Regions from separate parts of the Homo sapiens genome. Here region 2 is linked to region 1. Evidence: read pairs that join two places in POLR2A ChIA-PET (ENCODE). Cell type or tissue: PC-9. All regions are shown on one strand. Each heading gives the region's core, and the rest is flanking DNA. Links, peaks and the distances in the headings are about the cores only.

The links. ChIA-PET counts read pairs that join two places held together with the same protein. Peaks named below come from ENCODE experiments on the same cell type or tissue, not always from the same donor. Only the 100,000 strongest peaks of a DNase experiment are listed, where the experiment ranks them.
Region 2: POLR2A ChIA-PET joins it to region 1 with 7 read pairs; 3 of 35 experiments call an interaction of 5 or more read pairs at or near these places.

The regions. Positions count from the first base shown.
Region 1 is chr2:170,737,473-170,740,393 of GRCh38, forward strand. All of the region lies in intron 1 of ERICH2-DT (ERICH2 divergent transcript), which reads right to left. Among named protein-coding and RNA genes, the nearest start is that of SP5, 24 kb to the left of the region's middle. In PC-9, for the core only: no CTCF peak of the experiment used is centred there; a DNase peak (open chromatin) is centred at 1,749; H3K27ac peaks cover 2,228 bases.
Region 2 is chr2:170,663,474-170,666,394 of GRCh38, forward strand. The region is part of intron 3 of LOC100130256 (a long non-coding RNA gene); the gene reads right to left. Among named protein-coding and RNA genes, the nearest start is that of LINC01124, 50 kb to the right of the region's middle. In PC-9, for the core only: no CTCF peak of the experiment used is centred there; no DNase peak of the experiment used is centred there.

The DNA of each region.
Region 1 (2,921 bases), core at 326-2,825:
CTTTTGAGTGTCTTCCCAAATGCAAGTAATGGCAGCTGGCTCCCTTGCTACAGCAAGCTCTAAATAAATAGCCTTTGGTTATTCTCATTTGGTTGATCTTCCTTTATTTCCACAAGCTTCTTTCTGCTGACTAGTCAAAAGCTGATTGCTTTCGCTTATGTTTTGGGTTTTTGTTATGGGAGAATCCCACTTCCAGGTACCAAATTCTGTTCTGGTTATCTATTACTCCACAACAAACCACCCCCAAAACTTAGTGGTGTAGACAATAGTTATCTTACTGTGCTCACAGATTCTGTGGGTCAGGAATTCAGATACAGTACAACAAGGATGGTCTATTTTTGCCCCACAATATCTAGGGTGTCAGTTGGGAAAACTGGAATGACTAGGGGCAGGAATCACCTGGCGGCTGCCCCACTCACATGTCTGTTGCCTGGGCTAGGGTGGCTTGAAGACTGGGCTCAGCTGGAGCTGGCAACCAGAAAACCTGCCACGTGGCTTTCCCATGTGGCTTGGCTCTTCACAGCATGGTGGCTGGGCCCGGTGAGGGAGTGTCCTGAGAGGCACAGCCAGGCCGTGAATGTTCTAAGAGAAAGGTGGAAGCTGACTGACCTTTCTGATTAGCTTTGGAAGTCACATTTGTTGGTTCAAGTGAGTCACTTAGACTAATATATATTCAAAAGGAGGGAATTAGATTCTGTGTCTTTTTTTCTTTTTTAATTTATTTAGTTTTGAGACAGAGTTCTCCATCACCCAGGCTGGAGTGCAGTGGCACAATCTCAGCTCACTGCAACCTCCGCTTCCCGGGTTCAAGCGATGCTTGTGCCTCAGCCTCTTGAGTAGCTGGGCTTACAGGCATGTGCCACCATGCCCAGCTAATTTTTGTATTTTTGGTAGAGATGGGGTTTCACCATGTTGGCCAGGCTGGTCCCGAACTCCTGACCTCAAGTGATCTGCCTGCTTCAGCCTCCCAAAGTGCTGGAATTACAGGCATGAGCCACCGTGCCCGGCCAGATTCTGTCTCTTGATGTGGGAGTGACAAAGTCCCTCTGCAGAACACGTGGAATGGGAGAGACTGTTGCAGTCATTTTGGTAACTATGATTTGCCACTCCAGGCCACCCTCTTCCTGAAATCCATCTATTCATTTATTCATACATTACTTATATTTACCCTGCTTTCTTTCAAAAATAATTTCAGAGCTGAGTACAGTGATGCAAATGTGTAGTCCCAGCTATGCAGGAGGCTGAGGCAGGAGGATTGCTTGAGCCCAGGAGTTTGAGACCAGCCTGGGCAATATAGTGTAGAGATGGGATCTTGCCATGTTGACCAGGCTGGTCTGGAACTCCTGGGCTACAAAAATTTTTCAAGAAATTAGTTGTGCATGGTGATATGTGCCTGTAGTTCTAGCTACTTAGGAGGCTGAGGCAGAAGGATCATTGGAGCCCAGGAATTGGAGGTTACAGTGAGCTATGATTGAGCCACTGCACTCCAGCCTGGGTGACAGACTGAAAGACCCTGTCTCTAAAAAAAAGAAGAGGAATTTGAGGAAACTTCATTGTAGTTAGAAGACGTATTGGTGGGCATGGAAGCAAAACAAAGGAAGTTGGTTGCTCTCAGGTGATAATTTCATACAGGTATTCACTTATTCATTCCGTAGGTATTTTTTAAGCATTAACAATAGGCTCACGCTGTGGTCAGCACAGATGTGAGGGGAGCAAAATTAATACAAATCCTGTTCTCATGAAGCTTAAGTCCAGTTGGCAAGGCAAACACTGTAAAATAATCACACAAATATGTAACTATGAGTGCTGCGTAGCTCACAAATGTTATGCAGTCATGGTCCAGGAATGTGCTGCATAGGAGCTTGGTCTAGTCCAAGCAGTTAGAGAAGACTTCCCTAAAACAAAGCAATATTTAAGCTAATAAATAACTCAACAATGAGTAAAAAGTAATTAAACTAGGGTGTTGCAAAGTATGTTACAGAAACTAGTGGTACACAGATATATTATTGTCATTATTCTGTATTTTATGGTTTTGCATTATTTGTGGCCAGTGAAATTGGCTTTCCATTTACGTTGGCATATAAAATTTCCTTGTAAAATAAATGTATTTAAGTTTTAAAAGCTGTCAATGTAAAAAAGATCATAAGAAAAATAATAGAGTACGCATTACACAGAAAGGGCAAACATGAAGGTGTTAGGTGTAAACCTGAAGCTTGGTAAATACTGGACTAGGCGTGTTGGAGGATGGGTTGAGGAGAGGAGTCATGGGCATAAAGGGAGCTCCTGGTGCAAAAGCCTGAAGTGGAAGAAAGACTCAGGGGTCCAACAAGCAGAAAAGGAGCCAATATGGTTTGAGCAGAAAGAAAGAGGAAGTCACTCACTGTGAGCCAGGAGAGGCCAGCAGGACCTTGATATTCAGGGACTTTAGTTCAGAACTGAAACCCCCTAAAATCAAAATGAGCAGCTGCACTTTTTTTCCCTTAAATATTGTACTTGTGGAAGCTTACTACAAAATCACTGATACTTCACTGAGTATTTCAATAGTGATTTTTTTTTTTTTTTGAGACACAGTCCTGCTCTGTTGCCCAGGTTGGAGTGCAATAGTGCAATCACAGCTCATTGCAATCTCGACCTCCTAAGCACAAGCGATCCTCCCACCTCAGCCTCCCAAGTAGCAGGGACTGCAGGCACCTGCCACAATGCCCAGCTAATTAAAAAAAAAATTTTGTAGAGATGGGATCTTGCCATGTTGACCAGGCCCATTCTGGAACTCCTGGGCTCAAGTGATCCACGCACCCTGGCCTCCCAAAGTGCTAGGATTACAGGCAAGAGCCACTGCACCCAGCCTGAATAGTAAATTTTTAATAGAACAAACTTAGGCTATATAAATAACAACAATATTAACTTGCAGTGTCTAAGAG
Region 2 (2,921 bases), core at 328-2,827, 74 kb before region 1:
TATTTTTGGTAGAGACGGGGTTTCACCGTGTTAGCCAGGATGGTTTCAATCTCCTGACCTCGTGATCCACCCGCCTCGGCCTCCCGAAGTGCTGGGATTACAGGCATGAGCCACCGCGCCCAGCCTAAAATTATTTTTAAGTAACTTAAAATCATTTGTTAATATTAGGATTCAGTCTGGGTATGGTGGCTTATGCCTGTAATCCCAGCACTTTGGGAGGCTGAGGCAAAAGGATCTCTTGAGCCCAGGGGTTCAAGACCATCCTAGGCAACACAGTGGGATTGTCTTTACAAAAATTTAAAAATTAACCGTTATGGTGGCACGTGCCTGTAATCCCAGCTACTCAGGAGACTGAGGTGGAAGGATTGCTTGAGCCCAGGCGGCCAAGGCAGCAGTGAGCCATGAATACACCACTGCACTTCAGCCTGGGAGACAGAATGAGACCCTGTCTCAAAAAAATAGATAAATAACTAAATATTAGGATTTGAACTATTATTTTTATAACAACTGTTTCGAAATATTATTCACATACCATGTAATTCCCCCTCTTACAGTAAAGCCATTGTACTTGGAACTGTTATTAAGAATAAATTATTTGTGCCATGCCTCATGACAATTCTTCAGATTCTACTGTGGGTTTCTGTTTGTGTTTGTTTGTTTGTTTGTTTTTGAGACAGGGTCTCACTCTGTCACCCAGGCTGGAGTGCAGTGGTACAATCTTGGCTCACTGCAACCTCCACCTCCTGGGCTCAAATGATCCTCCACCTCAGCCTCCCTAGTAGCTGGGACTACAGGCGCCCACCACCATGCCCAGATAATTTTTGTATTTTTTTGTAGAGATGGGGTTTCACCATGTTGCCCAGGCTGGTCTTGAACTCCTGAGCTCAAATGATCCGCCCGCCTTGGCCTCCCAAAGTACTGGGATTATAGGCATGAGCCACTGTGCCCAACCAGATACTATTGTTTTAAGACACTGTTGTGGAGCTGCTCCAGGAGCTTACAGCATAGGAGGGGAGATGTGACACCTGCACAGACATTTACAATAAGAAATGGCAAAGCAAGTAAGATGAGAGGAGGCTGCATAAAGGAATGTTTCATGAAGGAATTAGTATTTAAGTTGAATCTTGAATGGTCAGTACAGCAGAAATGGCCAGAAGTAGGACAAACTGGCACTCCATCAAGTAGGTCACCAAGACTGCTGGGCTAGCCCTTGGTGAGGTTTAGAGAAAGCCTTCCTGCTCCCACATTCTAAGCAGCCTTGTGTAACCGGAACAACTAAGTGCCCTGGAAAAGCCCAATTAGACTGAGGAAATAGGAAACTTTAGGCCCTATTGTCGTTTGGTGTTTTTTGTTGTTGTTGTTTTTTGTTTGTTTTTGAGACGGAGTCTCACTCTGTCAACCAGGCTGGAGTGTAGTGGCACAATATCAGCTCACTGCAAACTCCTCCTCCCGGGTTCAAGAGATTCTCCTGCCTCAGCCTCCTGAGTAGCTGGGATTACAGGCGTCCGCCACCACGCCCAGCTAATTTTTTATTTTTATTAGAGACGGGGTTTCACCATGTTGGCCAGGCTGGTCTCGAACTCTTGACCTCAGGTGATCCACCTGCCTTGGCCTCCCAAAGTGGTAGGATTACAGGCGTGAGCCACCACGCCCACTCCCTGTTGTTGTTTTGAATAGAGCATAGTCAAACTAAAAATAAAAGGTAAAACAGAAGAAGTAGACTGTGGGGAACTTTGAATGCTACAGTAAGTAGTTTGGACTCTATTTAGTAAACAATAAGAAGCCAGGGGGGGATTTTGTTCAGAGGAATGCCATAAACAGAGCTGAAATTTGAAGAGGGCTTGTTGGCTGTTGTGTAAAGGGGAGAAGCAAGAGACAAGGAGATCAATTAGAAGATCAATTACAGATCAATTAGTAAGCTAGAGTAATGATAGGGGAATAGAGAGGGACTTGAGACCAACACATGGTGCAAAGACATCACTTTACATACCGGAGGGCGTGGGCTACAGAAGGAAGGGGTGGAGGAAGGACACATTAAAGATGATGCCATGCAGAAGAAATGGGTTGAGATGTGGCGCCACAGTTTTTTAACTGCGTGACTAGGACAGTCACTTTAGTTTCCTGTGGCCTCAGACAACTCCAGAAACTTGGTGGCAGAAGGAAGGAAAGAAATGGAAAGGTAATTAAAGGGGGTTGTGGGATTGGCCAGATTTTCAGGGTGGAAATGATCAGAGACTGAAGAGAAGGATTAGGATTAAGATTTAGATTGACGATGGGAGGGATTAAATATTTTCTATGTTAATGAACTAGATGAAGTTCAAGAGTGAAAAATCAGTATATTAATTGGACTTCACATTCTTATTAATCATTATAGTAGTCATCGAAAGATAGTTTGCTGAGGGCTGTGTTTGCTAATGTTGATTTATGGGATTTCATAATGTATTTATTACCAGTTCCTTGGTGACAGTTAACGTCACCTCCAACAGAAAAGCCAGTTATATCACATACACCGTTTTATAGATATTTCAAAGTTCAGAGACTATCCCTAAAGTAAATGTTTGGGTATTGCTTTTTTTTAATTGCATATGGTGCCGCTTTTCTATGTAGCTTTGACAGAATTACATTAATTTTCATCCTAAATCAAATTTGTGTGAAATGGACATTTTAAAGAGATACTGAGATATTTTCACTTAAATGTTTCTTTGTTTGTATCCATAACTAATTCATAATCTCGTATTTAATTATATGTGGTTCTTTGAATTATTTGATCCATGGAGGACCTCTAATAAAGTCACTAACTGGTTATTGATCAAGTTAATTGGTTAAATGACTGAACGGGTCATCAATTCAGATTGTGTCTATGTGTAAAAACCAGTCTGACTGCTTTTACTGAAGTGTCCAGCCAAATCAGGTTTTCATTA